Linked DNA regions of Mus musculus: all the other regions are linked to region 2. Evidence: chromatin loops called from intact Hi-C (ENCODE). Cell type or tissue: left cerebral cortex. All regions are shown on one strand. Each heading gives the region's core, and the rest is flanking DNA. Links, peaks and the distances in the headings are about the cores only.

Region 1 (11,221 bases), core at 2,057-10,056, 1.2 Mb after region 2:
CCTGGCTGTCACTAAGCTTTAACTGTACCCAGCCCTAACAGTGTTGTTGCCTTGGCTGCTGATCCACCAATCACTCAAAGTGCTGTCCATAGTCTATAATTACAGAGTTAATGCCTTCCTTATTGAACTTTCAGTTTAACTATTTTTAAACCTGTATGCTGCTATATGTACAGAATTTAGGTCTGGGTCTTCTATATAATATCACAAATGAAGTGAGCCTTTACTTATGTTTATTTTTGAAAATCATAGATGTTTATAGCGAGGAACCTAACACTGGAGGAGTATCTGAGGCCATTACGATGGCTGAGTGACCAAAGGCAGAGCCTGAAGACCTGCATTCAATACCTGGGACCCATATGGCACACAGACACAATCTACTCCACAAGTGATCCTCACACTACCAAACATGCACTGCAGCACATGGATACCCAACCCCAGGCAGACACACACACACACACACACACACACACACACACACACACTCACTCACTTGTTTGTTTCAAAGGAACTTCATGGTTGGTACAAACTTGCTGTCTATAATCCAGTGCTTGGGAGGCAGAGTCAGGAAGGTCCCCAAAAGTTCAAGATGAGTGTAATCAAAATAGCGAGCCTAAGTCTAGAACAGTGTAGCGGAGGTAAACCTACATCTTTAAAAAAGGAATAAAATCACAATATCATGTTGACTGACTAACTGTTTTATAGTAATTTATTCCAATGAAATAATTTAGGGCATGTGTAAAATTTAATTTTATATATTCATCAAAGACTTGTTTATCAAGACAGAATGCAAAGAGTTTAAATGTTCAAACAGTAGGGAATGATTGAGTAATTTGCAGTATATTATACAAATCCAGGAAATAAATTGTAAAAGTTATGACAGAAAATTTGGCTCTTCAGTGATGGGAAAATTTGGATACATCAGACATAAAAAGTGGGATCAATCCAGGAGGCCTACAGTGAAAATATGTCTAAATATATAAAAATTTACTTTGTAATGAAAGTGTCATTTGTTTATGATAAAACTAGAAAACATGTGATTTGATATGTATTTTCTGGTTGTTTCAAGATTTTTTTCATCTGTCGGTAACAAGACTTAAAGAAGAGAAGTCTGTGAAACATCTCTGTCAAAATTGATGTTTGTAAACTTTCAAATCTATGCTCCAGCCAATGTTTCTCAGATAAGTATATGCTGTGATATATATCTATTATCCATTGCTGTGTAACAAGTCTCCCCAGACTTTAGGGCTTAAAACAACAAATGTTAACTCCATAATGTTGGTGTGAATCAAGGAACTACACTCGTTTCTCAATAGTTCCAAGGGTCTTTCCAACTAAGCCTTTCATGAAGTTAAAACCCTTACTGGCCAGTGCTTCACTCATCTCAAGACTCTACTGGGACTGGAGAAATAGTCTCTTATGGAGTGCTTGGTCAGGCAGCCTCAGAAGATCTTCCTAGCTCATTCATATGATCATGAGGGGCCTTATTTATATGTGTGTGCATGCCATGTGGACTTGAGATGAGCTTCCTGGGTGTTTTTACCGGACAGTACCTGGTAGAAAGAAGAAGAGACCAAGACTACCAAATGAAAACCACAGTCTCTGTGTAACCTAATATAGGAAGTGGCATCCATCATTTTCAGAAAATCAATAATAGTAAATCAATAAGTCTAGCCAACCTTTAAGAACAAGAGAATTAAATAAGGACATGACTATCACAAGCCATAGAACACTGAGGGCCCATCTCATGAGTCTTTTAGTATGGGCTGAGACCCCAGAGTCTGAATTTTAGACAATATTCTCAAAGGACAAAGATATAAACCAATTACTTTCAGAGTTTTATTAATAAAATGAAAACATATTCTCAGCTGAAATAATTCTCTTTGGCGGAAGGCTTGTTTTAACTCTCACAAAGACACCCTTTTCACTTCACTAAGCTTTTTAAATTCTTTTTAACTTTCTATTAGTTCTTAAAAATCTCTACTTTGTGTCCAACAGAATGGATAATAATGTTCAATGACAATATCACAAAATACTCATTGTGGAATAAACACAGAGAAATCGTGGTATGTGACAAAAAGAAATGTCTCTCAATTAGGAATTGCATTACCTAATTTAATTGAGAAAGCTGGTGGAAGATGAAGACATATTACAAAATGTATGAAGGTTTATAGTCTCACAATAATATATTTTCAAATGATTATCAATTCAATTTACATGTAAGTTCAAACACAAATCAAGTGAGCTGATGAGTCTCTCCCTTAAAAGCAAAGAAATCTGATCCATTTAATCCTCATTATCTCTAGATTCCATAACTGCAAAATTTGCTTGCTTGTACAGAGTTTTGTGTAACCTAGAGGTTAATACTTAAACCACTGAGGGTGATACCTACAGGCACATGGGGTGCTTATGATATACAGAGAACAAAGCTTGAGCCTCCCAAAACACCATCTCCTGGCCTAGGTCAAGCAAGGTGATGTCCTGCCTTCTCGTTTCAGTCCACAGTACCCAGAACTCTCAATTTTTTTTTTTTTTTTTTTTTTTGGTAGCACTGCTAGCTATTTTAGAATGTTCTTTGGCAATTTTGCTGTTCAAAATGACCCCCATACATACTGTGTTTCCTGGTGTTCCTAAAAAGGCTGCAATGCTTTGCACAGAAAATACAAGCTTTGGATAACAAGCTCTGTGAGGCAAAGGCTACAGTGCTGCGAGGGAAGCTGAGTGTTCGGGAAACAATAACACATCCTGAACAGAGTATCTACCAGAAGCTTTCAGAAAATGAGATTATGTGCTGATGAGTTAATGAAGATCATTTTACAGAGGGACTCTGGAACTTACCTCTCTATTTTTACTGGGAACATTTCATTATGGGCAGCAACTTTATGGAATGTCATCACCAAGAACAATGAAAATCAACTATACATACTTTATCAAAATATACACGGCTAGAGCTATTGTTCTTGAATTTCATACGAAGAAATTAAAAGTCTAGAAATAAGGATGGAGGGAGAAAAGGTGACTGATCTCAATTGTGCTTTATGTCTAACTGCAGTGGGAGTTGTACGGTCCCTTTTTAGAGTCTTGACTGAGGTGGAAGGCTTGTAGTTTACTTTGACTCAGTCTGTCAGTCTGTGTCATAACCTTCATGGTAATTAACTCAACTTTTGTGTGCTAATTACCATTATCCCACTATGAAGCCGTTATTATTCCCACGTCCTTAGGTTGAAGCTCAAAAGTCACTTATGTCAATGAAATAGGAGTATGCTGAGAAGGCTGTTCCTAGTGTCCACTTCCAAGTTCTCCTCGCTGGATTTTAACAATGAAACATAAAGCCATCCGGACATAACTCCTTTAGGAAAACACTATTTTATTCACCTCTTCTAAACCTAAGGTTATTCTTCAAAACCAGGGAGGGGTTCAAGTGTTGCTTCATACATGAAGGTTAAGGCTTTTAGAAATGTTTTCAAAAAGCAAATTAAGTATAAAACCTAGGGTTTTTTTTTTTTCATATGAGTTGCTATCCAGCTCCTTCAACCTATTTTCCAATGTGTGTGTGTGTGTGTGTGTTGCCTGTGTGTCCAGGGACAGGTGCATGTCTATGAGTGTATATGCCAAAGGGAGACTTCAGGGGTTCTTTCCCCACTACCTGCTGTCTTACACTTTGGGACATGATAAGTATCTCACTTAACCTAAAGCTGCTCAGGATGGCTGGCCATCAAGTCCCTATATCCACCCCAATGCCGGCAAAAAGGTAGAGTTACAGATACATGACTAAGCCTAGCATTTCTTTTCTCTAGGTTTGGAGAATTTGAACTAAGCACTCCTTGCTCTCATGGAAAACAAGCACAATTACACACTGAGTTATCTCCACAGCTCTGGATCATTTTATTCATGTCCTTTAGAACACAAAATGTGCTCGTTATGTATTTTTTAAAAATTCCCACTGGGTAGGAGGAATCAGCAGAAAAATTGACTCAGATCAGATTTGGTCAGAAGAAACACACTTTTTCTGTAAAGTTCTCCACTCCCCCCACCCCTTACATTAAATTCACACCCACCACAAGCCTTAGATGTGTGAAGAACGACTCTGAGGGTGGGGTGGGACAGCGATATGTCCTTTCTGGAGTTTTCAGAGCTGTCTCATGCTGAGCGAAGCCTGCTGATATATTCCATCCGTGTCTCCAAAAAGTCGAAAGCATTTCAAGTGCTGATTTCCCTTAAGAGTTATCAGACCTCATTCAGATTGGTTTAATGAGTGTAAGGGGTGACCTTGTGTCCAAATAGATACTCTCATATTAAACTATCTGGAGCTTAATCTGAACATATATGTGCAAATATTTTGGAGGGTCCATGAGGGTTATTGCAATGCTCTGCTAAGGTGCTACTTAGACTAAATGGGTAGGGGGAATTTTCCACTGCGCTATAATGATGGTTATTTGCAAATGACATGAGTACCAGTAATTCATTCATGCACTAATACAAAGCTGGGTCCCTGTACAGTGGTATTGAACTCTCTGCTGGTGGTGATAATTGATTCATTTTGAACATTTCCCCCCAGAGAATCCCAATCACAGGTTCTCTGAGCAAGGAACTGACACTTAGCTGGGGGTCCCAGATATACAGGGACACACACGTGTGAGGATGTTGTCTTCAAAATAAGCCACTTCCATCTCCTGGCAGAGGCTGATTCTCTTAGGAACACTCCCCAATCAGGAGAGCTTCAGTGAGAAGCTGGCTTTCTTGGCAGAGGTAGCTTTGCTTCTTCCCTGCAGGATGGAAAATCGGGACTGGATTATTGCTTTTATTTTAAACTAGATGCAGGCCACTGGAAAGAAAGATCCCCAGCCCCCAGCTTATCAGTTAGCTGACATCCCAGCAGCCCGACCCAGATCTGTCTCTCTAGATACACACTGGTTTCCTTACTAGATGGTCATCTCTTGAGCAGATACTAAGTCATGGTCATATTTGAGCTTCCTTTCATTTGCTAGAGTACAAAGCCTCCCACACAGTCACAGTCATGAGAAAGAATTAAAGGTAAGAGAACGAACGAATGAAACATTTAGAGCTGAAATTCAGGGACACAGTCACGGGAGTTTTCTCATACTGGTCACAACACTTAGAAAATTATTTCAATTTTACTCCTGCTGAAGGAGCAGCTTGGCAGTCTTTCTCCTCTCCTTTTTGTACTGGCCTTAATTATATATTGAGCTTAAAATGTCATGATACCATGTTTTCTCAGCATATGCTGAGTGTATGAGTACACAAAAGAAGGTTTTTCTCCTAAGCTAGGCAGTTTTTGTTATCAGCGTTTGCTGACTATCCTATATAAAAGTTATATCTATCTCTCTATCTATCTATCTATCTATCTATCTATGAATCTGTGTGTGTGTGTGCGCGCGTGCGTGCGTGCACGCACATGCACTTGTGTGTACCTGTGACTTAGTTAAAAATAGAATATAGACTATGGATGTTTGGGTGTAAGAAGGAAACAGAGGGATTCTGGAATGTAGTGAGAGGACATATACAGGACAAAATACTCAATACATATATGTAAAAGCAATAATTAATCCACTTGTTTTGTATGCTAGTTATAAAAGTTAATCTAAAAATTACAAAAAGAGAAATATGTATGTATATATAATATACTTTATTAATATATACATATATATAGTATAAAGTAAAGCAATGCAGTAAAAGTTATCAGAATCATGGATCAGGCAGGTGCATCAAACTTACTAGAAACCATTCATTTTTAATAATTCACCAGGGAAAATACACTACCAAGTTTTCTTTTCTGTGAAATTTCCTTCCCATGAGAGAAGGGGAGGGGCTTAAGTCTGTCTCTAGATTTAAGTACTTTGAAAATGAGGTCAGGGGCTCTTTCTTCCAGCATTAACTTCAGAAACCGTGAAACACCTGTAATAGCTATTCCCTCATTAACATTTGCTCATTTTTCAAGAATGAATTATGTTAAAAATCAAAACCAATAATAACCCAAAAGTGAGACTAAAGATACAACAAAATCACTTATATCAATTAAGGAGGTTGCCGCATGTGTTTAGAGGAGTGGAGTGTTTGCTTACTACAGTAGTTTAAAAATAGTTTTCCAGTTAACATCTTTCCCACATAATGGAGATGTCAGGGTAGGTTTGTATGATTGTGTAAATGGTCAGAAGTTGTTTATGTAGCTCTGATCTGCTGAGACATGCACTGGAAGGCTGGGGTTTTGTAAAATTCCCGGGGGGCTTTGTTTCCACCCAGGGAGAGAAAACTCAGTCTCTCTTGGGATTACTGTAAATGGTTTCCAGATGTGCTCCACTGAGTTGCCTCCCCTCTGCCTTTGCACAGGGATCAAGGGGGCTCAGACTTCCTTCCCAGTCTCGATGTCTACTTCAAAATTTAGAGTTGGGATGAAGGGAGCCATTTCTGCAAGGAAACGTAGAGCCCTGTGTAATGACCACAGGACTGTCATTAACTGCTACACCTGCTTTTGAATAACGACGCTTTTAGTATGCCCCCATACACCACATATTGATCCTTGTACCTATTTTATCGCAAGTGTTTCCTCTTCCCCCTTCCCCCTTCTGTGCTCATTCAGCCTCATTCAGCTTGAATGTCTGTTGCTCCGGTTAAGACACCAGCTCCTGTCCTTATCACTGTCTGGCCGATGTCCTTGACCTAAGAATAAGCAAATAAAACCGACCCTAAAGCCATCTCTGTCTAGTCCACTACTACCGCTCATCCCAAACCCATGCGAAGCGATTCTCAGCCCAGAGGTGGTATTCCCGGCCACACCACCTTAAAGATCCTCCGGATTCCGACTGTGCAGGAAGCCAAAGGCCGGTCGCACCTCCTAGTTCCCCAATACTCCGGTGGCAAAGGAAGATGCCATCCTCTCTTTGTACCCTAGCACAAACACACCCTTTATGTCCCTCTCCAGGAACCAGACAGAGCTAGTCATGTCCAACAATGCCCCCTTTACCAGTGTCCCGCGTGGGTACTCGGGGTCGCCTCCCCAGGGCAGGGCGGTGCAGGTGCTACGCCTAAGGGTCCACTGCCTCTGGTGGCTCACTGAGCATGCCCAGCTCCACTGAGCGCTCCCCCCCGCCCCCGCCCCCGCCCTCCCCTTGTCTCGCCCCCTCCCTATGAGTCTTCCGCTAGTGGCTGCAAAGGAACCGCTGCAGCCTGAACTCAGGTGCGCCGGGTTTTGAGAGCTGCCACCAGCACAGGGAGGGAGAGGAACGCGCGGCAGCCACAGAGCACAAGGTTCATAACCAGGATTGGTCGCAAGTAGGGAGCTTTTGCCACTCCGCCGGGACCTTCGGACGTTGGCGGTGGAGCAAGCCCAGTTCTCCTAGGCGCTGTGCTTGGGTAAGTCCAGCCCGACTCTGGAGCGCACTGTCCCAGGCACCCTGGTCTGTGGCTTGGGATATAAGAGCATGGTCCTTAAGGGCTAGGGATGGACAGATTAGTACCCAGGGTTGTCGCTCCTGCAGGGCTGTCCGGGAGGCTGCGAGGAGGTGAGAAAACTCTACCTGGCATGTAGCAGTCCCCCATCCCCTGGATGACACTGTTACCTCACGGCGACCAGTTTTCTCCTTTATTACTGCGAAAAGAAGTTTGTTGCGTTGCCTTACGACCGCCAACCGAAGAGCCTATAGCAGAACATGCATCCAGAACCTTTAAAATCAGCGTCTTCAGCTGGGTCACGCGATTGCCCTCTCTGTGCGCCTTTGCTCCGTGGGCGCCTTCTTGCCTTTTCTTTTTCTTTTCTTTTCTTTCTTTCTTCTTCTTTTTTTTTCTTTTTTTTTCTTTCTTTTTTTTTTTTAATGCTGTGGGTACCTGGGTATCCATACCCTTTGGGTGCAACCCTTAGTATGAGCAGATGAAGTTGGGCTGAAATTTGAAGGGACTTGGACATCAGGGCTCCGGAGACTGGGACTCATGATAGAGTGATCCCTTTTGAAACGCTCCTTTTTGGAGTGCCCACACAGTGCATGGTTCTTTGCAAAGCACAGTGATTGTTTCGCACTGAACAACACTGACCAGGTCTCTTGTGTTGTGGAGGGCACTTGACAGCTTGTAGGTGCAGCATGTATTTCCAATAGCTTATGGGGAGGGGAGGGTGTTCAGTTTCTTTGGGGAAGGCAAAGGTAACTAACTGCATCTTAGCCGCTGCTGTACAAGCAGCAAGAGAGATGGGCTTCAGGCATCCCTTAAATGCCAACCCTTAACCCTTTTGCTCTCAAAATTCTTCCTTCATTTCTGCTCTTTACCTTTCTCTAGTGTCTATATATTTACTAAAACTGAAAGGCGTGGGCTAGGTGGACACAGGTAGGCTCCTCAGTCTCCTTAACCAAGCAGAACCTGATGCATGAACACATTCTGTAGCACAGTGCTCCTGCTGTTGCAAGGATGCTGCGGAGAGCATTGGGAAGATAAGGTGGCTGGTTTGTGAGCCTCAGGCACTAAGTTCCCTTGGCAAAGGTTTGCGGAGGTTGTGACCTGGTTAATCAGTGTAACTGATAATCCTGGCAGTGTGGAGTGCCTGGAGGATGGCAGGCCAGATCTTGGTGGCACCTTACAGGATTGTTTGTAAGGCAGGTCCTGTGAGTCCCCTCGCTGAACTTTTTCTAGTTTCCTACAGGAACCAATACGGGGGCGGGACTTGTTTTTCAGAATACAGGTACTTTTTAATTGCGTGGGCATTTCCAGTAATTTACGGTGACGGGCGCTGGATGTTTCAAGGAACAAACACAACAGGACTGATTCGTTTGGACACCTACATAGAATAATTTGAAACGCGCTTTGAGCGCTTAGATGCTTTGGCATACGGAGCTCTTTGGTTCTTGCTCCTTAGCACAGTAGGAGCACAAGCAGCTGTAAATGGGGGTGGGGGTGGGGTCGGGGGATTCCTAAGCAATGTTTCAAGCTTTCCTGGGGAGCAGGCTTTATCTGTCTCTGTTCAGGGGTTTGAAAAAGAGCATCACATCAGACTACAGACATGCCTTGGGTGATCAAGAGCCAACTCAGATTTCTCTCTATATCTGCTCCTGGCGCCTTCATCTAGAGTTCATTCAGAGCTGGTTGGGAATTTCCACTAGTTTGTAGGCAGTAGGAAACATAGCTGAGTTTCAAAAACCTAGTTCACTAAGATCATGAGTATTGCTGCTTTATTAAACTCTACTCACCCCCTCCTGTCACTTAAAATAAAAACAAAAACAGTGGTTTTCCCCGACTTTAACTGCCTGTCTTGGTATAAGAGATCATGATAAGCCTCCTTACTGTTCAGCGTGGAACACTCTGGTTGCTTGCAAGCTGGGAGAGCTCTTTTGAAATAGAGGTTACAACTCAGAGAAGTCACCTGTTGTTAAAGTTGCCTCTGGAAATTGAAACAAAGGCAGATCTCTCATTTGTTGCCTGTCAACTCACTTGTAATTTCTCAGGTTTGAGGACTTTCAAGTCAGTTAGGGAGTAGTTAAGAACCTCCTTCTGTAGTCATTCCATAAGTACCTGATTAAGGGTGATTAAAGAATAAATCTGTCAAATGAGGTTGCATCCTTTTAACCATCTATTTTATCTGTGTCTCCTTGTTCAGAAGCATGTCTTGCTCTTTTCTCCTTTAAGCCCTGAGTCTTTTGGCTGCAAATTCTTTCAAAAGTTCCCAAAGACAACTTTTATCTTCAATTTAAGTCTTTAAAAAAAAACACAATCAAAATAACCTAATTAATTAAGCCTGTCAACTGAAACTATCCTCTATAATCCTGACTTATTCAACTTTCTGACATCCCCAAGTTTATCTGATATTGGCTTCAATGTCTTTTCTTTGTTATATTCAAAGTTAGAGGCAATATGCCTTAGCTGTCACCTCTCTTTTTATCAGGTGAAATTAAACTTGGTTGTGAACTTGCTTTTATAGGATTTTCACCAAACAAATCGATGTCATGTGGTAGTCAGGGGTAGGCCTCTATTCTTTGATGTGGACAGGTCTTTGTTTTTATTGTTTTGTATTGTTTTGTATAAAACAGCATTTGAAGTTTTGCAAAGACTCCAGTAGTTAGGGCTTTGCTTTCTCTTTCCTCATCTGTGTTTGTCTTAAGTTTCTTTTATTATTTTATATGAGAAGAAAATTGGATCGCTAGGTCATTAAGATTTGAGGATGTTTGCTGATGTGGTATGGTGAAATCCATAGTTCACGAAAGCAGCAATGAAAGATAGTCAGTGGTGCTGTTTTATGTATCCCGGGGAATTGTTGCTATCACTGGGCCATCACTCCTATTAAGGGACCACTGCCAGCTTGGGAGTCCCTGCTACCTTTCCCTTTTTTGTTTGTGTCTCTCATTCATTACCAGTGACAGAGTAGCCAGTTGCAAAAGAACTGGGAAACTGTCTCCTCAGAGCCAGTTTACTTGTCATGAGGAGAGTGCCTGGGATGAGCCCTAAGAAGCAGTGCTTGGGAGAACTTCTCCTATTCTGGATGCAGGCATACAAGGGAAAATATGTAGTTTTAAAGAAGAAACATACTATGGATCGGAAGTGACCAAGGGAGAAAGCTAGAACACTGTCCACACTGCAAGTCTGTGTGCAGGGAAGGAAGACCCTTGATCATACAGCAGGTTCTCGTGGTTCCAAATCTGCTTCTAGTCCGTGAACTCTAGGGAGTGGCAAGGATAATTTCATCCTTCTGTGAGCCCGAGTTTCCTTGGCTTTAAAGCTAGAACAATCTCCATTTTAAGGTTTTACATAGGTGTAAAACATGAGGTAAAAAAAAATCAAAGAAGTTGACTCTAGTGGATTGCCTAGTTTAACATCTCTAATACACAAGTCAGAGAAGCATATTGCTTCCTGCCTAAAATACATTCTTAATCCATGTCATGTCCCAATATGGGTGATTTTGGGCAGCAATTCTGAAAGGTGTGAGTCAGAGAGCAGTCTTCATGTGTTCTGTGGTGAAATTCTGCTGATACCCTTGGAATTTTTAGAAGAAAGAGCCTGGGTGTTAATTGCCCTGGCTGGCAGGTGGTGCCAGTCACTTTTGCTTAGGGACAATGGGTAAAACTCAGATCCAAGAGGGTGTAAGTCCCATGTTTAAAGGAGCCTGGAAGATGTGCTCTCCCTACATAGCTGGTAAGGAAAGCTGTGGGGAGGGGAGCAGTCAGCATTCTCTCACAGTCTGTCATTGTCGATTTAATTCATTCTTACATGCTACTTAATTGGGCTCCCC
Region 2 (11,221 bases), core at 1,949-9,948:
CTGTTTAGTCACAGGGTTTCCTAGTTTTTTGTTTGTTTGTTTGTTTGTTTGTTTGTGTTTTTTTTTTTGCTATGATAGACACTGTGACCCAAAGCAATATGGTGTGAAGACTATTTTTTTTTCAGCTTCTAGGTTACAGTCCATCATTAAGGGAAGACAAAGCAAGATCTCAAGGCAAGAAGTTGGAGGAAAGAACAAAAACAGATATCTTGGAGGTAGTATTTCTATGGGCTTGTTTCTCATGGTTTTTATCAGCTTGATTTCTTATACAATATGAGGCTGCCTGTTAGGAATGTCACTGCCTATGGTGTTCTAAGCCTTCCCACATCAAATATTCATCAAGAAAATGTTCCAGAAATATGTCTTCAGGTAAACCTGATGGAAGCAATTCTTTCATTGAGTTTCCCTGTTCTGAGATGACCCCAGTTTGTGTTAAGTTGATAAAAATTAGCCATCACAGAGGAAAATTTGTAGACATTGGTTATTTCCTTCTGCCATATGAGTCTTGAAGCTTGAATTATCAAGTTTGGGGGTCAGGTATATTAGCTTGCTGTGCTGTCTTACTGGTCCTAAAATACTATATCTAAAAATGTCAAATTAAGTGTGGATCGTGTTACAACTCATCACTCTCATAACAATATGGTAAATGAGTCCCAGATGCCTCTGATGTATAAAGTCTTTGTAAATTCAGTATTCCTAATGTTAGCCATTAATGTATTTATTTTTATTTATGTTTCTCTCTTTATATGTACACCATGTGTATGATGGTGCCTTTGGAAGCCAGAAGAAGGCATCAGATACATCCGAATTTAGAGATGTGTGTAAGCCCCTTAACATGAGTGCTGGAAATTGAACTCATGTCATCTGGAAATAGAACATACATTCTTAAACTTCAGAGCTCCTGCCTTTATTAATAAAGGGTATGTAGTGGTACCTCATGGTTAGAGCTTCATTATTGAGAAAAGAGAGTTGCGGCTCCATGTGATCACCCTCTGCAGCCTAAGTGGTTCCTCTAGAATTTTAAGAATCTTGGCTGAATCTGGAAAGCATTTAGAAATAATTGGAGGAATAAAATTGGAATTTTTTATAGGAGAAATTTTAATATGGGATTAAGCACAAGTGTTAAGAAAAAGAGGAATCCTCAGAAGCAGGTAATAATATGGGTTTCTTTTCCACCTGACAGTAGGCAAATATAAGGTGAAAATAAGATGTGATCATGGGGGAGAATGAGATTCCCAAAGATAAATACGCTCTTATTGTTCTTAGCATTAGCCACATATATGCTAATGCCACCATATATGTTGTAGCCCTCTGTTATATCTCAGAAGGTGGCTGAGAACTCCCCCATACTGACACACATACACGCATGCATATATACACACACAATCACACACAAACATACTTTCATCATTTTATAAGCAAAGTAACTGAGGTTGCTGTAGACAAGGAGTTGGGTGGAATTACAGCCTGATAAAAGGAAACTGCAGGTCACTGAGATTGCACAAGGAGTTGAATTCATATCTTTCATGACTGAGAATCCTGGAAAACTACAGGTGTATGGATGGGAAAGGGAAAAGGACTTAAGCAATTACTAAATTTGGTAGAATTCTTGCAGCCTTTGTGAGAAGAGATTCAGCTACTTCCCTGAGCTAGAGGATCCTTTCCAAGGCTTTCCCTCTTGCCTCAATTGTTTGCATTTGATGACTTTCAAATAACTTTTAAAAATGTCCATTTATTTTTGTTGTTCTTCTCTTATGTGTATGTGCCAGGTACATGGCTTCTCTTCACAGAAGAAGGTGTATCCCTGTACCTAGAGTAACAGATGATTGCCAGTCACCATATGCTGGGAATTGAATCTGGATCCTTTGTAAGAACAGTCATTTCTCTTAACTGCTAAGCCAACTTTCCAGCTCCAAACTGAATAATTTTACCGAATACCTTTTTGCATGTTTAAATGCCTCTCTCATATACTTTTGTGAAATTTCTATTCATAGTTTTGTTCATTTTAAAGTACTTGTTCATCTTATTATTATTGAGTTGTAAGAGTTATGTCATTGTATACATAAAAATTAGTTGCTGTCTTGGTTATTTTCTATTGCTGTAATAAAATACCATGACCAAAGGGAATTTATAATAATGCATTTAGCTTGACTTACAGTTTTTGAAGTTTAGAATCTTTGATGGCACAGTAAAGGCATGATGTCAGGAACACTGAGAACTTAAGTGTTGAACTGCAAGCAGGAAATAGACATAAAAGTGGGCATGGCACTTCTGCAACCTGAAAGCCCACTCTCAGTGTCACACCTCCACCATGAACCCCATCCATTCCAATGTGGCAAACAGTTTTACCAATTGAGGACAAAGTGTTCAACCAGGAGAACATATGAGTGCCATTAATATTCAAACTACCACAGTCATTTTTAATATTGATGAAGTAAAAATTTCTGTGTGTGTGTTTTACTTAGATCAGTTATAAAGACATTTATTTTTTCCTCTACTAGTAAAATATTTGTTCCTAATTTCAATGTATTTCTGGAATGTATGGAATGAAGTAAGCATTTACTTCTTAAAAATGTTTATGCATTAGTTCAAATACCACGTCTTGAATTATAATGCTTTTGGTTTGAATTTACTTTTTATCTAAATACAATTGACCATATATGTGAGGACCATTTTGTGGAAATTGCAGTGGGTCTAATGCTTTTCCGGCCATTGCAATGCTCCTATGATTACTTAAACTGGCTAAAAATCAAACAGTAAACTCTTACCTTCTGGTATTTGTAATTTCAATTTAGTTTTTTGTTTCTTCATTTGTTTATTTCTTGATATACCCTTATTTTACCACTTACTAATTGCTCCCCCCCCCCAGAAAAAAACCTGGTGGACTTTCTAGAGTATGTAAAATTTAAAGTCTTTTGGGAGGTGATATATTTCTTCACTTATTTGGGAAATTTTTTAATATCTTCAGAAAATTTGTGATAATTTACAGCAATAGGAAATTGATGAAATACCTTTACATTTCTTCCTTAAGAACATTAAAAGAAATAAAAAAGATAGTCCACTGTCTCGGAGCTTGAGGGAGTTGTCAGAGGCTGGAGAAAGGGGCTATTACTTATACCAAGTGAATTCCACCTCTTGAAAAAAAAATTATGTGCTATAAAATGACTTTTTTCTCATATATCCATAACAAAGATAAGTTAAAATTTTGTTTTCATGCCTACAAAGTTAAAGTTTAAGGTAATATTTAGACTTTATTTTAAGATAATATATTGCAATAAACCTTTCCTCAAATTGGTCCTACCATCAGTTGGAGAAAAAAAATTATGTATTAAGAAAGATCAATCATAGTAGTATAAAATGGTGGTGAGCACACAGACTCCCAACACTTGAGAGACTAGAGTTAGAGGCTAGACTGTCATCATGAAACCCCGTGTTAACTAAAAAATAAAATAAAACCAACAACAACCAAAAAGAATCATCTTCGCTATGAACCTCTTGGTGATAGAGTTTACCTATATGGACAGATGAGTTGCTGGATAGACTAAGTCAAAGAGAAATGCAGTCCATGGGTGTCAGAACATCCAGTTGTACAGACCTTGCTTAACAGACAAATCCAAGTCAGGTTAAAATTGGAGGGATGGTGTTGGACCCATAGTCAAAAGCTCTGACCCAGAATTGTTCTAGTCTAAAGGAACTGCAGGGACAAAAATGGAGAAGAGCAAAAGAGAAAAGAGGTTCAGTTACAGGCACAAATTGAGATCCACCTCAAGCGGAGGTCCCAGGGCCTGATTGATGCTGTGGTATGCTTGCAGATGGGAGACTACCATGGCTTCCCTCCAAAAGGCCCAACAAGTAACTAAGAGTTAGATGCAGATACTAACATCTAACCAATTGACAGAAGTTGGGACCCCTGTGGTTGAATTAGGGAAAAGCTGTAAGAAGCTGAGGAGGAGGGTGACCCATAGGAAGTCCAGCAGACTCAACTGACCCGGACCCCTGAGATCTCCAGACACTGAGCCACCAACCAGGCTGCATATACCAGCTGATATGTGGCCCCCAGCACATATGGCAGAGGACTGCCCAGTCTGGCCTCAGTGAGAAAATATGTACCTACCCCTCGAGAGACTTGAGGCCTCAGGGAGTGGGCAGATCTGGTGAGTTAGGGGAAGGGGGTGGGGACATTCTCTTGGAGACAGGGGTGAAGGTACAGGATGGAGAGAGGTTTTTGGGGGGGAGGGTGTGGCATACCAGAATGGAGGTGAAGACTGGACTGTAAAAACGGATTACAGAATAAAACAAAGTTACCTTTCGACAGAAGTTCATTGGATTTGTGGTTGTAGTTTTCCTAGTATCCATATCCTTTTATTTAAACTTTCAGTGGGGCCTAGCAAACACAGAAGTGGATGCTCACAGTCATCTATAGGATGGATCACAGGGCCCTCAATGGAAGAGCCAGAGAAAGTACCCAAGGAGCTAAAGGAATCTGCAACCCTATAGGTGGAACAACAATATGAACTAACCAGTACCCCCAGAGCTCGTGACTCTAGCTGCATATGTATCAGAAGATGGCCTAGTCGGCCATCACTGGAAAGAGAGGCCCATCGGTCTTGCAAACTATATATGCCTCAGTATAGGGAAACGCCAGGGCCAAGAAGTGGGAGTGGGTGGGTAGCGGAGTGGCAGGGAGGGTATGGGGGACTTTTGGGATAACATTGGAAATGTAAATGAAGAAAATACCTAATAAAAAAAGTAAAAAAAAAGAATATGTCTTTGTGTCAGGACCTGAAAATGTTCTCATGTTTTAGGCATGTTTGGACACATTAGGATCTCTATGTATATGCATGCGCTCTATGTGTGTGTGTTATTTTTCAAGCTGTTAGTCTCTTCAAAAAACATGCCTTGACACAGACATATGAAAAAGTTTAGTCAGAGAGCTCCATGTGAAACACAAAAAGTATTTTTTTAAAAACAAGGAAGAAAAAAAATAAAAAGGCAGAGCTATAACACAAACACCTGCAAACTCCTTCTTGATCCAGGAAACTGTAAACAAACTGTTTCTGAGAACAACACTGTTTCTCTGGACTATTTGAGTCTACTTTATGTCATTTGCCATCTTTAAGAAGCCTAATGCACATTAGTTTTTCATTTGGAAGGGTATAGTGATAGCCCTTTGATTTTATGTCCCCCTTCTCATCACTTTAACTAGCACCAGGAGCTGCTGGCATGCTTCAGAAAGCTTACATTTGAACACAGTCTAAATCTGTACAGACCCTTGACCGGCTTAATCCTTGCTTGTAAATGACAATGCAGAGGAAGAAAAAAAATAAAAAACTACTTCCTTTCCTGTTGGATACCTAATAAGTAGTTAGTCTGACCCAGTTTTCAATAAGAGCGATTTTCTGATGACCCAACAGGAGTGACTATATCTAGTCAAAGAATGAGGGGGGTGAATTTAATCTTTTATGCCACTGGAATGGCAGCTGCTCCCAGCTGCCTGAGTCTGTGAAGGGTGAGGAAGACAGAACTGCCTTTCAGTGTGCAGAGAATTTTCCCTTTGAATATTCCAAACGGGAGCTTTGCACATGTGCCTCAAGAACTAATTGTCTAGGTTCCGTCAGGAATGCAGCAGGAGAGGAGCGTATTTCATGCTTAAGACCAGAGAGGAGCCACGCAATACTCAGTGGATAAAAGGCTTGCAGTCCCAGCTGGGAAAAAGAGTCCCATTATCTCCCAGCTGCATAGACATTCCATACGGCTTGGTTCTGCCTGGATGCACAGCATGCCTGACTGAGGACTCCAGACAGAGTTCTGCAGAAAAATTGTAAAGATCCCGAGACATTTCCCTGGTAAGATCCGTAAGTACAGAATTGCGCTGTCTGCTGCAATGAGAATTTTGCTGGGCAAGCTGCAGCTTTTCTTGCTTTCAATCTCTTTGTATTAGTAAAACAGGTAAACGCTGGGTTTGTGTGTTTGGTGGTGGTGGGGGGGAGTGACTGTTTCATTGATGCTGTGTTTTTATGAAGCTGATGCTTAAAATATGTTTATTCCCCGTGAGAGAAAAATGACTTGAGTCTCTATCGGGGGAGGCAGGATCAAACCAGGCAAAGTAAGATGACAGGTATATTTTTTTAGTGTTTCACTAGTCTTTGCTGCAGTAAAACTAACGGGCAAGACTGGATGACAGTGCTAATTCTAGTACTTTCCGATAGCTACACACCCTTCCAGTAACGGCAGATCAGAAGATGTGCACTGCAATTTTTTTTTCCTCCAAAGGCTGAGGGGTGGGGTTTGCAGTATCTACAGATAATTTAAAGGAACGGTTATAAAACTTTCTTGGGAAGGGCTTTCATAATGAGAGAAACACTAGAGTAGAGGTCAAATGGGTGCACCAAATTTCATCTGACATTTTGGTTGCACCCAGCTTACAGATAATAGCTTGCAGAATCGCCTTTTCTCTCCATTCACAGCAGCTAAGCCTGTTATGATAAGGATCTTTTAATACTTTATGAAAGTTTCAGAACTTGATGGCTTGGGAGCAAAACTTTGCAGAGTTCTGAGATTAGTCACTCTATATGGCTCCAATGTTAACATGATGCTATAACATTGGAGGTTTGGGGGGACGTTGTAGTTCATAATTCTTGTTTCTCCCAATGAAAACGACTACAGTTTAGGTAGTCAGCATCCTGACTATGTCCTCTGAGAGGCAGTCACAGAATGACAAATATTATGGCAAAGATATAATGAGAATTAAAAAAAAAAACAGAGAGAGCAGTGGCATTGTAAAAAAAATCATCTTGAAAATAAGGGATACATATTGTTGTTCTACAGTGACAGTGTTTCTCAAAGATATCTATAAACCAAGGAGCCATATGTTGGCTGTTGAAAGTCTTGTTCTGAGCAGTTCTTATTTATCTGATGGATTTGTTCATTATCTTTTAAAGACATTATTGTTGTAATATGTCACCAATTTATGTGCACCACAAACTACAATAAAATAAGATATTTGAACACTGTTTTGCTACACCCCCACACACGTGAAAAATGTATACATACATTTTCGCAAAACAAACATATGCCCACAAAAATGCTGGCACAATTTGTACAGCAAACAAAACTACAGAGACATTTCATGTTTGATGCTTCACAGATTTTTTTTTCCTTAGCTTAATCATGGCTATGCAGTATAAGGTTTTTCAATCAAGAAACTTTTATATAAGGCCTTTCTATGAGGCTATATAAATGCATAAGTTATCAACTCTTAGTAAGAGGCTCATCACTTAAAATCAAATTTGTTTCTTACTTCAATTGAGCATTTCTAGTGAGAAGTCATAATTTTATTTTCAAGGTATGTGCATAACTTTCTTTAATGACACCAAATTCACTTGGTCACATAGCAGATGATCACTCCTTAGTCTGAGCTTCCCCTTCCCATCCCACAGAAACTAATGATGCTGCGAAAACCATGTGCTGAAGTATAGCAACTGTAGGCTTCTATTCTTTTAGTGAGTGAAAATAGTATAAAAGCTGATTGACACCTTTTTATTCTCCTTACAGGAGGAAGGGATTAGAAAATATTCACTTAATTACTTAGCTATGTATGTGTACTGTCAGCATGTAAAGTAGAATGTGGTAGCACAAGCTTTCGTACTTTGTATCATAACCAAATTATATATGAAACCCTTGAAGAGAGAGCCAATTCCCTACAAATAACAATCCTGAGGTGATATTTCTTAATGCTTAAAATTCTAATAATAAAATGACATGAGGATAAAGGTATTTTATAAAGAATATTTTCTATAATATATCATTCTTTCTAAGAATAAGGGGGACTTAGTGTGATGGTATCACCAGTGATTGACAGATATCCACATGGAAGAATTATCTCACCCTACATTTTGAAAACCAAAAGGAAGTAAAATGAGATATTAAGTTGCAAAAAATGTGGTATGTATTTGTTTGTAGGTGAAGTACTGGTTTCAGAAAAATAACTCTGTAATAATGATCAAAAACTATGAAAAATAATGATTTCTACTCATTTTAATATGCATCGAATATATTAACCGATTCTCAAAATACACATTTTAATACATTTTTAAATATTAACAAGTTTTCAAATTACACATCATTGTCAACAGAATCTTGCTTGCTACTCCTCTCTGATGCCTGCTCTATGTGATCTCTAGGGAAGGAATTAAAAAGACATGCAAAGTGAAGTGTAGAGAAAACATGGCATTTCTTAGCAAGTATAGCAGTATTACTCTCAATTGGATCATTATGGCCAGTGGCTAAATGGATATATGGAAAACAGAAATATCTCATAGTGTGAGAAGGAAGCAGTGGTCAGACAAATGTACACAATTTGTATTTTAGATCGATTTTATTTTATATCTAAAGTTTCTGGAACTGACAACTTTTGTTAGATGCTTATTTTTGTCTAGGTGATTGACAGACCTATTTGGATTGATGCTGGTGGGAGCGAAAACTACTCTGTAAAGCCACTTGCTATACAATAGCCTTCTAAGCTTAAGAGCCTCTGAACCAGGCTGAACAGTGATCTATTAAAGACATTCTTGGCAGTTTAGATGTCAGGTATCCTTTCAGGGCCAGATGACCCAGATCATGTGCCTCTTCCGAACCTTGAAGCTCTAGTCCTGTTTTTATAAGCTGTAGATTATGAGAGTAGTCTGTCCTTAATGTTCTTAGACCTTCTAATCTAACTAGCTACCTAAAAATTCCTATTTCTATACTTAAGCCTCTGAGATCATGTAGAAGGTTGATGTCAAGTCCTGACCATTTCTTTGCTCAAATAGGGTGTAAAAAACTTTAATGTTTCTACTTAGGCTGATTCTCAAACCTAATACAATGATCAACAGGAATAAGATAGGACAATCAAAACGTGAACTGATTGTAAAAGAGATAAAATTTAAAGAACACATAAGCTTATCAGGTTGAGACTCATAATAATAACACTATTGCATATTAAGCCTCTTCTAACAATTATAATAATAGAAATCACCACACACAAACATATATGTATAAGTAAATAATATATATCTCCAAAATGATTATTATAACATACATATTATTGTATATATACATATATAGTTATGATAAATTATGAAAAATATATTATAACTATATATTCAATTTCAGATATATTTATTATTGACATTGTGGCAAATACCATACTTTTATTTTGGATTCATTTCAAATTTGAAAGAATTAACATTTCAACAACAAGCATTTACATCCTGATTCACCATTATTCCTTGTGTGGTTGAGTCCTACATTCAGAAATGAACCTTTAGACTCTTAGACAGTCACAGGTTCATTCTTTGTTGTGTGCCTGAACATTATTTATTTTATACAGTGAAGACAAGTTATCATTTGGAATCAGTCATAATTTCATAAATGTATACATATTTTTAAGCAATACTACTAACATCGCATATAGAGTTGTTACCCAGAAGTTTTAGTTAATGTGTAATATGACTTGTACTTCTCAGATGAATGTTTACATGATATTTAACATTCATAATTTTTTCCTAAAATATTCCCATCGTTGGCCACTCTAAGAAATGTTTAAAAAATGAAATGTTTTCTTGACAATACTTTACATTTTTTTTTTTATCTTTTCGTTTTTTAGTCAAAAGTATTATAATGATGCTATTATAAATTCAAGGGTGCAATGCAGATAATCCGAAAAAATACTGAGATTTGATTAATTATATAGTGGTCAAATAAAATCCCTACTCATTTTTAATATAGTTAATATTAAAATCATAAAGGTATTTTCTAATATAAGTTATTAAATGTTAATTTTATAAAATTTAGATCAATGTATTGACCTACTCCAATCTGCAAGTTATTTAGGTATTGTTTCCTGTGCAAAATGAGAAATCAATATCAGAAATTTTATTATTCTAATAGGTAGTGTTTAGACTGCAATGTTTTCATAATTTTTATTGAGCATTTCAAACAAAACTAAAGAAAATTTAAACCCTTTCCATTTTTGTTATAGTATATTTTGTGTATGTTTGTACTAAAAGAGGGTGTGTGTGCCCCAATATCACAGAAAGAAACTGACTCTGGTTCTTTTGGAACCAGCCATCTTTCTGAACTATATTGGTGAGATTTTGATGGATACATGAATAAGATTCTTACATTCTAGCAGGTTTTCTAAGTTCCTGTCTTTAGTTTGTCTACCTGATACTCCCGACTACGAAGCTACCAGTTGTTAAACAATTTTTTTCTCCTACTTTTTTCTTCCTTTTGGATCACCACTTGTGACCATGTTGGTTCTTATTTTTTCATCTTTTATATCTATAAAACATTTCAAATTTGTTCTCATCTTTGTGCTATGCTTTGTTACCTTTCACTATCTCAAGTGGTTTGTTATGATGCTATATTTTCTATTTCAGTAATCATCTTTGAAATGGTTTTATTGTTCTCTACAATTTTGGTTGTCTTTACCACTTGACACTTTCTTTGCCTGTTGAATATCTGCTTTAAAATATGTTCAGAAAGATTATGGTTAGAGATATTAAAACTGCATCAGAGTAGTTTCTCATAACTTTAAATAAACTGTAGCTACTATTATTTAGGTGTATGTTTTTCAATTATGTATTTTGATCATTTATTTCCTCCCCCCCCCTTCTTTTTTGGTTTGTTTCAAAATGTGTTCATGAGAGACATATAAAAAGAACAGTATTTTTTTTTTTTTTAGTGTGAGGTAAAAACTCATAGACTACACAACAATGAACCCTAGGGTTACCAGACTATCCCTAAAGTACATGTGGGTTTACATATGCCTACATACCCTGCAGGTATCCCACATGAACCAAGTTAATACCTATGATACCTAAGGACCATAATAATGGCAAGTGCAATGCATACACTAGAGTTGGAGACATATGGAAGCTTTCTCTCCCAAATTTTGACATGAAATGTTCCAAGAAAAATACATTTGTTGATATTTTAAAATGCGTTTAAGAATTTCATAGCAATTAATTTAAAGAATGTCACTTTTGTGCATGAATCCATCTCTTTGCAAAGAACCAAGACCTTAGGTATTTCTTATAGGATACTTATGTATTTAGAACATTAATATAATGTTATGTCTTCAATATAAAACTACCAAGTTTGCCATCTTGTTTTCCTGAGGAATGGATATTCTGTAACTCATGAGTTCAGTCAGTGGTGTGAGCTATAACAGAGCCTT
Region 3 (11,221 bases), core at 1,718-9,717, 460 kb before region 2:
TTGTATATTGGGTCATATGCACTATAGTGCCCAAAAGTACTTAATTAACTTAATGGTCCAAGACTTCATTTTGAACGAGCCTTGTGGGATTTGGGATATCATTGGTGCGTGTTTGAAGCAAAAGCCCAGGACTTACCACCAGGTGGCGCTTCAGGACTTCCTTTCTTCTACGTCACTCAGCCAACTCGGGATTTATTGATGTGTGAAAGAAGTAACACGTTAAGGTATTCATCTCCAGATGATGGCGTTGAACTTCTTAGCAACAATATACTCATACTAATTTGGTGAATGCAATGCACCAGATTTCTCAAACACTCAAACTAAGATTCTTACTATACAATAGTAATGATAATGTCAGGGTCTTGAATACTTACACAGTGTATTCACTGAGCTCAGTAACTCCCAATCCCAGGAATCACACCTTGCTTTTTGTACTCATTAACTCAGCCTCCCAATGGTCCTATCGAATAGGTATAATTATTATTTGCATAATTTCTTTCCAAAAAAAAAAGAGGATATAAATAAGAACCCAGAGAGATTATAGACTCATTTATTTACAAGGCTGTCACTGAAACTCAAAAGCTTTCTGCTCTGGATGGTCAAATCTTGCCCAGCATCCATCTAGCTATGAGGTCAATGCCAAGGCTGGCATCCAGAGAACTGTTCCAGTCCCAACAAGTGTTTGGGACTGAGGGGGAAATTCTAAAATTTCATCTGACATCAAATTTCCTGAAATTGTTTTCTTATTAAGAAAGACAAAAAAGGTAGGGAACAACTCCATTCATTAGCAGACACATAAAGACTGTCACCGTGAGGAAAATACACTGGGGTTGCCTTTGTGAATGATTTCAAATCGTCCCTCGCTTAATTGCTTAATATGAACATCCCCATAGAAGAAGCCTGCGTTTCCCTTCCTTGTTAATAGGATTGTCATTTTGTTTTCTCTTTCTAACTCTGAACAGCAGATAACATTCTGTAACAGCTGTCCCCAAAGAGGCTTCAACTCAGCAGAGAGCAGACGAATATACATGTCTGATCACAGGCTTGTTTTCTGGGGGAAAAAAAAAAAACCTGTTGGGAAAAAGCTTAATCGCAAACAGAGATGTAACTCAGCATGGAGAGTAGTTCCTTCCCCATTTTGACAATAGCCTTAATCTTAATTACTGGATTCACTCCAAGGAAGAGTCAGATTAATATACCTGCTAGAACACCACCCAGGTCCTCTAATTAATGTAAAATGTTTCGGGAGGTGCTCCAAAGCAGGATTTGGCTTGTTCCTACCATTTTAAAATGTCCTAATTAGGATGTGTTCTTGAATAAAGGTTTTCTTATATGTGAACTCTTGGAAAACCAGAAAGCTTTACAAGAAGCAAACCACAATATCTAAAGCAATAGTTATGGTATAAATAGATTAAAGTATGAATCTAATATCTTCAATTCAGAGTGTAGGCTTAGATGGTGGTAGTGTCACTGGGATTCCGGCCCTTGCTCTCACATCAGGGCAACCCTCGCAGTTATCAGACTCTTGAGGATGTAGGCCAGTTAGGGTATCTGAAAATATTACAAAGAGCTCTTGATCATTAGGAAATAATGAGTTATATGTATTTATTTAATGGGCTAAAGATATGACTGAGATTATTTGTGCATGCTGTTCTGCAGCTGTCTCAACATTCACTCCCAGCTTTCAAGTCAGGAAACTTACAATTGCTTATAACTCAAGCTTCAGGAACTCGGTGTCTGCTTCTGGCCTCTGCTGGCATCTACATTCACATGCACATACCCATACCCAGACATAATATTCAAAAGAAAATGAATTGTTAAAAACAAAACAGAACAACAAACCTTGCAGTTTTTTTTTAAACAATATAAAATGGAATTTAGGGTTCGGGAACCGTCTCAGCCATTAAGAGCAAGTCTTGCTCTCACAGAGGAACTGAGTTCAGTTCCCAGCTGCCACATCAGGTGGCTCATAACTGTCTGTCACTCATCTGTATGAAATTCAACACCTTATTTTAGGCTCTTCGGGCACACGTAGCTATACATAACTAAAACAGAAGAAATATTTTTTTAAAAAACAGAAATTAAATAAACACTGCCACTCACCTGAGTTGATACTTAGGTATAGAAGGTAGTAGTCTTGATTTATTGTACATATTAGACACACGAGTTTTGTTAGTGTTAAGCATCACACTGGGTAAGATACCAAATATGGAATTTGCTATTGAAGAAGCAAATCTTTCCTATATATTTTACTCATTTACTTTCTTAATTAATAATATAGTTCATCATATGAATATATTTTTATTAAATTATTTATGTATAATATCTAGTAAATTAAATTTTTAAATGTATTTACATTTGTGTGTATGCAGTATATGTATTATGAATGCTGTATGCATACATGAGGGTGTCTGTATACAAGCCCTTGTGCATATTTGAAGACCAAGGGAGGAGGCCTGGAATCGTGTTCTATCAGTCTCTGCCTTATTACTCCCAAGTCAGAGTCTCACGGAGCTTGGAACTAGGCTGTCACTTCCCTCAATTGGGGATTACAAGTAAGTACCACTACTACTAAACACAGTGTTTTACATGGGTGCCACTCAAGTCTTTCTGTTTGCACTGTAAATAATATTATCACTACTCCATTGATCCAACCCTCTATTAAAATTTGAAACATGTCACAAGGAAGAAAGATCATCATATAAATAAGCCACAGGACTTTTGTAATCATTTTGTCTACAAAATAACAACAGAAAGTAGTCATGCTGGCAGAATTTTCTATACAATAGTCAACATTGATAATCCTGGGACCATACAAGAGCTCTTTACCCTGTTTATAGAGAGGAGAGTCTAGAAAGTTGAGTTTTAAGTCAGAGTAAGGAAGAAAAATGAAAGAGGTAGGGAGAGTTTGGTAAATGAGAGCATCACATATGCAGATTCTCAAAAATAACAAAGTAGAAACTTTACCCATGAATTAGGGATATTCTGTAGTGTTGGAGGTAAAACAATCACAGCTTACTGGTAAGAAACAGGGGTCTGGATCCTAGAGAGCTTCCTTTTGTTATAATGAGAGGAAGTTTCAACAGAGCAGTTAGGTTTTATCTTACCATCATTAACAAGATATGCAAGCTTTCAAACCAAATCCTTCTGTACTGTAGAAAGATGGCTCCAGATACTGTCTGAAGGAAGAATGGATAAGAAAAGAAGGGATCAAGGTGGCAGGTGGTACCTACAATTGATTGCTGAGAGAACAGTCTGCTGACTCGGGTTGCATTATTAGTGATTTTTCTGTTGCTGTGGTGACCCACCCTGACCGAGACAACCGATAAGAGAGAGAACTTGTTTGGAGCTACAGCTCCAGAGGGATAAGCATTTGTCATGGTTGGAAGGCATAGACACAATCAGTAGGCATGGTAGCTGCAACAGGAAGCTGCATGTTCACATCTTGAACCTCAAGCCCAGAGCAGAAAGAGTAGACTGGGTATAAGCTGTGAGTTATACTTCAAAGCCAGTCCCCAGTAACTCCCTCCAGCATGGACATACCTCTTACACATCCCCAGAGTATAACCAACTGGGGATCAAACGTTCAAGTGCTCAAGACCCTGGGAGACATTTATTATTCACATCGCCATGGTGGTAACCACACAGATGGGCAAAGCTGGGTAACATCACTCTCTACTAGAAAAATCACATTACCTGGATTACTGATAAAAACCTAGAGTAGTGAAGCAGAGAATAAGAATTTCTCTATTAAAACAAGGTGAGTGTAGCTCCTGATCCTGACCCTAACTTCTAATGCTGTAACTACAGGTATATGCCAACATACCTGGCTAGGAAAATACATTTGATTTTTAATATTTTATAATGAATAAGACAGAATGCAATGTTGGCAAGAACAACTTTGAAAAACACTTAACAGTGCTTCACAAAGCATCTGGTAGGAAAACTGAATTTTTAACAGTGCTGTGTGTCCCCGATATTGGACTGACATATTGCTTTCACCTGAGGACCACTATTTTAGTAATTTCAAAAACTCAGAATGTAGGATTGGCAAGATGGATCAGTAGGTAAAGGCGTTTGCTGCCGTGCCTGAATATTTGAGTTCAATCCCTATGACACCCAGTCTAGAAGAGATAATATGTTCATGAAATATGAATGTGCACACCCACACACATAAGTGCACATACATGAATCACATACACACATATAAATGCACTAAAAAGAACTTCTTAAAATATGTGAATATAAATTGTTCACTGATAAGCATTTTTACTAGCCAGATGAAATTTCTTTGGGGACAGTTTTATATTCACTTTCTAAATTCTTAGTCATAATCATAGCGTTTATTATTGTATTGATTTTCTAGATCCAAAAAAACCCAGAAGTAGCCAAAGGAAGACAGTAGGGGGCTTACTAGCAGGTGTAAGAACAAATGATGGGTAAAGTTTATTCTTTTGGGAAGTTTTTGTCCTACTGTTTCTAAGTGCCTGATGCCAAGAACAGACTATTTGTAGAAAGTGTTTGGGAACTAGAAAGAAGTTCTTAAGAGAACCAACATCACAAAGTAAATAATTAGTTCCCCTTAGACAGTTTTAGAAGCAAAATAATACTGGAACTGAAAGACCCACAACGTGAGGCCTCCCCCATGTTCTGACTCAGGAGGGGTGACACCCCAAAATCACCCACGAGAAACGGTCTTGCTGCAAATTGCAAGAGGATTTTTATTCAAGAGCGCTCTCGGGCCCACGGTTATACACCATGCAGGGGTAGAGGACTGTGGCGCCCCAAGTAGCTGAGTAAGGGGGTATTTAAAGGAAAAAAAAAAAAAAAACACAACTCAAGGAGGTGGGAAGGGCGTTGTTGGAAAATACCAAAAATACCAGATAAGAGTCACAAGGAAGTACAAAGTCACGGGTGTCACAAGGAATACCTGGTAATTGTTAACTCTCAAGACAGTTTCTAAGAGCCCCTAACAATAGCACATTTGCATTGCAGCTTCCGGTTATGGTCAGGGTGACTTTCTTTGAATGAATACTCCTTGAACTCAGGAAGTGGGTGGGTGGAGGAATGTCACTATCTGTTTTATGATTAGCATACCTTGGAGCACTGAGTTTACTACTCTTTCAGAACAAAATTTTTTTTTCTACAATCCCAAATTTAAATCCAACTTCTCTATGCTAATGTAGTTGTATTAATGTGATTATGCAGTAAAAATGTCCAACACTAAGTTTAATATATTTTCTGTTTTCTTGTTCATTATCTTGTTACTAGGCCTGGCATTTCTCAAACTGACTGAGCTCTGGGTCTTAATACTCAGAACATTAAAGTCTTAAAATCCTGAGAAGTTGAACCTTGGGAAAAGTCGACACAATGATTCATTTTGTTAATTATAATGTGACAAAGTTAAAGACATGTAGCAGTAGGTATGATATGGAAGCTAATGGATATGGACAGGAATTGGCTATAAACAGGACGACTTTCCTGGTAAGATCTGATGAATCTCAGTTTGCTGTGGACTAATTATACCCTGCCTCATGCATATCTCACAGCTCTTTAAAATCTTCACTGTGACTGAAGATTGAAATTTTATATGTGAATCAAGTTCATTAATGTTACCCTGATATATTGTGGCTTGTAGCATTATAAGAACAGGACAATAGCCAACCACTACTATACACATGTATCCTCAGGGAAGAAAACATGTGCAATGAGACAGTCCAGAAGTCAGTGAGAACGTCCTCACAAAAGGTTGAATCCCATCAGACATTGATCTTTGGATTTCCTAGCTTTGGGCTCTGAAAAAACACATTTCATTTTTTTTCTTTTTATGTATACTCAGGATGTTTTATTTTGAAAGCTATTGTCCCTCAAGGTCCCACATATGAAAGACTTAATCCTTACTCTAACATCCTTTGGAGGCCAGACTCTTTAAAAGATAGGTTTGGACCTACTAGGATGTGTTCAGTTTATTGAGGAAATATCCTTAAATGAGCTTTTGAGAACCCCATCATATCCTCTGTCTCTCTTTTTCCCTCTTTATTTTTCTCCTTGTTTTCTCTTCCTGGCTATGAAATGAATATATTTATATCTCCACACTATTATGGCATGTTCTAATGCCTGGCTACAAAGCCCAAGCCAAACAAAGGCAGTCTACCACAGACTTTAGTGTCAAAGTTGAGAGCCAAGACAAAGATTTCCACTCTATAAGTCAGTCATCTTGCACATAAGAAAAGCTGGGTGATACATGGGATATAACATTTTATGATGAATACATTTTCTAATTTATATCCAAAAAAAGATTTTTATTGACAGCTAGATGCTCATGCCATAGACAGAGTGACACTAAGCTTATCTTAAGGGACACATAAGAAAAAATTGTGAATAGATTCTACGTATTTTGTATACTTATTTAAAGCTTTAAACTCCTTTGGCAGGAATTTAAATTCTTTTGGATGTTGCATACTAGCTCTCACAATGGGAATGAATTACTTTTTTTAGTATGCAGATCCTGGACAAACCTATGTGGTTAATTTTATTACATGAAGTGAAGCATACTTTTCTTCAGACATTTTCTATTTCAGGAAATGGTACAGCGCGTCAGGCACCACAGTATGGAGCTTAGAATAGGATAATACTGAAAAATGACACCAAAAGGTGATTGAAATGAAAAAATAAATCAGATTAAGCTACTATGAATGTGGTGCCTTTTAAACTAAGTAGGTTTATTTTATCTCTAGATGAAGAACTCTTTAGCAACTAGTACATTATTAGATAAAATAATCAATAGCATTCACTGTGTCTCTTGGGATAAATATAACATGGAGCCTGTTCCAAGTTTAGCAGAGAAGGGAATCCTTATTTAACATTTGTTGATAATTTTTTGTTGACTGAACACAAACTAGAGTCAGGTAGAATGACTCATGTAGTCGTGTAGAAATGGTCTCTATTAAACTGGTCTATTGGGAATTTTTTTGATTAGTGATTGGTGTGACTGATACTCATCCTGGAAAAGCGGCCCTTGGTTACATAAAAAAAGGTACATGAGCAATCAATGGGGAAGAAAGGCAGTAAAGAGCATTTCTTTATTGTTCCTGCTGCCATTCCTGCATTGAGTTCTTGATAAGATGCCCCTCAATGATGGGCTGTTTTTCTGAAAGCCAAATAAATTCATCTCCAGCTGATTTTAGTTAGTATTTGTTCACAGCAATCAAAAGCAAAGAAGTAAGACACATACTAAAAGCTAATGTTTCTACAAAACAAACAGCTTTCTCAGTAATGTGTTTTCTACATGAAGTGTCTCCCATGGATCATGTATTCGAATATTTCAAACTCTGTAAAAGATGTTTGTTTGGGAAGACTGTGGAACCCTTTGGAGGTGGAGTCTCATTAGACAATGATCACTGGGCTTGGGCCTTGCCAGTTTAAATTATGGCCCTGCTTCGTGTTCATTCTCTAATTTCTGACTTCAGATTCAATGTATGTTTCCTAATCCTGGAACTATGCCTTCCCTGTCATGATGAGTTGTAGAACCTCAAACTGTGAGTCAGATGAAGCCCATGAACCTTCCCTCCCTTAACGTGCTTGTCAGTTCTTTTGTGATAGTAATGAGAAAGGTAAATGATACTTTCTATAGTAATAATAATAAACACTTTAGCAAGAGGAATAGTGCTATATCAGTATCCCAGACCAGAGAAACCAAGAGATATTTTTATCACAAAGAAATTCAAAGCTTAAATTTAGGTGTTATCGAAAGGTTTTGAAAAGTTGGCAAAAATTAGAGGCTTGGGGATTATTGCTAACAGGTTTTTATATCATCTAAACCATAGTCATATGTTTGCACAGGTTCCAATACTTATAACACCAAAAAACAAACAAACAAACAAACAAAAAACCCAACCAATCAGCCAAAAGTACAAGAAATGGCAAGGTTACCCATGACTCTTGGTTTCCAAAGATAGGAACAGTCTTGGTGAGATATAACTTATACACACAACACAACTCCACACACACACACACAAACACACACACAGAGAGACACAAACACACACACATATACACATACAAACACACATAAACACGTAAACACATACACAGAGAAACACACACAAAACACTCATACATAAATACACACATATACATACATACAAACACATAAACACACAAATACACATATACACACACAGAAACAGAGACACATACATACAAGAATTACTCAAAATTTTAGAATCTGCTTGTTTTAGAAAATCAGATTTATTGTGTTGGAAAATGACAGGGGACACCAATTTTTAATTAAAAATTCCATAAAACACCTGAATTCTATTTTACCTTTTCATCATAAATCCTGGATGAGACACACAGAAATCTAGTTTAAGAAATATCCTTGCACATCTTAAAAATTCTGCCATCTTCCCATATATACAGGCCTGCAGCTCTCTTCTCCCTGGGGAAAAACAGAGGTACTATGTTTCTAAGTCCTAAAAATCAAAAGAAAATCAAGGACTATAGTTTAAAAGGTTGACTTTACTATAGGGAGTTTTGAGCTTCTGTGGAAGTTGCGAATCCTGTGGGCTGTCTTCAAAATGCAAGCATCCTGTTTAAATAGGAACTCTACTCTTAGGGCTCTTGCCTGCCTAAGAAGGCAGGCTGTGCTCTGGGGATGTGGTTTGCAAGAAGCAGGCATGTGGCAGGTGATGGGAGCTCCGATGATAAGGATGACTAGTTTAGAGCCAAGGGGCCTGTTCAATAATAAAACACAAAGGGATTAAAAGCAAAGAGGAAAGAGCAGTTGAGCAGTTCATCTTTGTGCTTGGAAGTCTTTTGTTTCCTTCTAATCTCCTTAAACGTGATTGCTGTGATGGTGAAGGCTCTTATATTTAATAGACTCTCAGGTTTCTTTGGAGATGAAACATATTTTACACTTACATGAAACACTTTATAGTGAACGCAGGTTCTACAATTGGTACTTTCGCCTTCCAAGAGAACATTTCAAAAAGACTCCCCAAAGACCTCAGGACTGCATTTACCTATATAAAGAATGATTACAGTAATATTAACTCCAGGATTAATGTGACGGATATATATATAAGTGCGTAGATGGCTCTCTTTATTACTTTACTTACTGGAGAGTATCAGAAAAAAATTTCAAGAAACGTTCTCTTCCCCAGCAAGGATAACTGCACCAGCTATATAGATTTTCAGAAACTGTTTAAATGAGCAATACACTATCTTCCAGCTTGGTTTTTGTTAATGAAGAATTACCAAGAAATATTGGCATCCTTCTGAAAGCAATATAGTTCTCAGTAGCCTTAGTGTTACTTCAGGAAATCCACAGAGCATACATAACTTAAGAGTTCAGAGGGAAAGGCATCCTATTATTATTGCCCAAATCTTTGCTGGTATCTCCCAAAGCAAAAAGATTAAATTATAAGGTTTGGATTTCTCTATTGTTTCCAAGTACCAATCAATAAAGCAGTAACATGGATGTTCTTTTGGAAGGGCATAAATATCACCTTGAACTCCAGATGAAATCCTTTATGTTGGTTAGGTTCCTCCTCAGACTTCAAGTATTTGGTTGCATATTACATTGACTATTATTTTAAACGCAAGAAATGTCAAAAGCAGTATGTTTTATTGTTTGCTTTCTTCTTTTTTAAAATTGAAAATAGGTCCCTCTTTCATACAATACATCCAGACCACAGTTTCCCCTGTTTCTTTTCCTTGCTTAAATCATTTAAGAATTTGGAGAAGGCACAGCAAGCCTCTGTGACTAAGTAATTCTTCATGGAAGCCATTTTTTCTTTGTTTACAGAATAAATAGGAATGATCTCTTTGTGTAGAGGTGGAAAGGATGTAGAGATAGAATTGGATATGATTTTCAAAAAGAGGATGAATGTTCCCCTTTATATGAAACCTAGGCCAAAATAGTACCTAAAATCTAGGTTTCAAAAATGGCTATAACTTGCCTTGCCTTTAGATAATTATTCAGTTTTTATGCAGTTGTCAAACATGGAAGCTATTGCCAAAAATATTCGCCATATATTCACCAGCTACTGTCCTTGCTTGTAAATAATAAAAAAAAAGTTACTATTTCATATCCTTTGCTGAAAGTCCAATAAAAAGGAAAACTCATGGAGATCTTATTTGACACAGCTCGGTAACTGATAGAGGCTTAGCAGGTCTAAGAGTACTAATTGCCTAATTGCTCTCAGTAACCTATTGGTATGTAGCTGACATCCTGGTAACCTAGTCACATTGAAAAGCTAGAGTCCATGCCCCAGCATATAAACATAGACATCTCCGTGCTTCTCCTTTGGAACCTTCATCCCTCTATTTAACCCTGTCTTTTCTCCTTGCTTTCTTATATTTGCTAATTCATCAAATGTTAATATTGAAACCCCCATTAAAGATACATGAGTGTAATAAAGACCATCTTAGGCATGGCCTCCATCTCTTCTCTCCTAGACTTCATTTACATTTAAGGAGTAAAGACAGATACTGAGTTACAGCTTCCAGGAGTAATTATGCCCAGTATGACTCATGCTATAAACAGTTAGCTAGCATGACTGAGAACTGATGATGCTTAATATAGACTTTTCAAGCAAAGCAGGTTTGACTCATATATTTATTTATTTCACAGGTCTGCATGAAGCATTTAGTTGGCTCTTTTCAATGTTTTCTTCTGAGCAATAGGCAAGTTCTGACCAGCTCATTATATGTCATTCCATTACAATTGTAGTTTACAAGTTATGCTTTGAGAAGACTTAAGGGTCTCCTAGATGCTGCCAGGAGTCATGGAGAATTTTGGAACCTGTCTAAGGAACTGAGTGTCAGTGTACCTTCTCTGGGACAGGATGTTTAACTCCCTCACATTTCTTTCAGTGGACAGGCAGTGAACAGATAATTTCCAGTTTGCACAAACTAGTTTTAATACACACATACACACATGTATGCACAGCAACTGAGTTGTTCCCTGGCCTAGTTATTGTGTGTATTTCTGATGTGTGTCAGCTGCAGAGAACATGGATTCATCATAGTGAGCATTAGTGTCCTCTTATATGTGTTTTGAGGATGCACAGGGGACAGCAGCTGCATTATCAATAAACAGTGATTAAACTTAGATTCAAGATGTGAATTTTTTCAGGTCCAGAGCCAGCAAAGGACCACTGCATCCTGCCTGTACTTCCTGGGCTGACTGGATCCCATTCTCTGTTATTAAGAAATG

The links. Peaks named below come from ENCODE experiments on the same cell type or tissue, not always from the same donor. Only the 100,000 strongest peaks of a DNase experiment are listed, where the experiment ranks them.
Region 1: it touches region 2 in a loop (3-fold over the local background); 3 of 42 quality-filtered maps call a loop at or near these places.
Region 3: it touches region 2 in a loop (2.6-fold over the local background); 2 of 42 quality-filtered maps call a loop at or near these places.

The regions. Positions count from the first base shown.
Region 1 is chr6:105,670,523-105,681,743 of GRCm38, forward strand. Cntn4 (contactin 4) reads left to right here and starts at 7,223. Exons shown (of 26, transcript NM_001109749.1): 1 at 7,223-7,368. It overlaps Gm15631 (predicted gene 15631), which reads right to left and starts at 7,059. Exons shown (of 3, transcript NR_132434.1): 1 at 6,980-7,059; 2 at 6,542-6,675; 3 at 1,816-4,763. In left cerebral cortex, for the core only: a CTCF peak has its summit at 7,013; DNase peaks (open chromatin) are centred at 4,043, 4,798, 6,547, 7,163 and 5 more places; H3K4me3 peaks cover 4,929 bases; H3K27ac peaks cover 3,669 bases.
Region 2 is chr6:104,487,427-104,498,647 of GRCm38, forward strand. Cntn6 (contactin 6) reads left to right here and starts at 5,618. Exons shown (of 23, transcript NM_017383.3): 1 at 5,618-5,846. In left cerebral cortex, for the core only: no CTCF peak of the experiment used is centred there; DNase peaks (open chromatin) are centred at 5,747 and 6,208; H3K4me3 peaks cover 2,835 bases; H3K27ac peaks cover 1,592 bases.
Region 3 is chr6:104,028,515-104,039,735 of GRCm38, forward strand. No RefSeq gene overlaps it. Among named protein-coding and RNA genes, the nearest start is that of Gm52914, 280 kb to the left of the region's middle. In left cerebral cortex, for the core only: no CTCF peak of the experiment used is centred there; DNase peaks (open chromatin) are centred at 6,235, 6,518 and 8,645.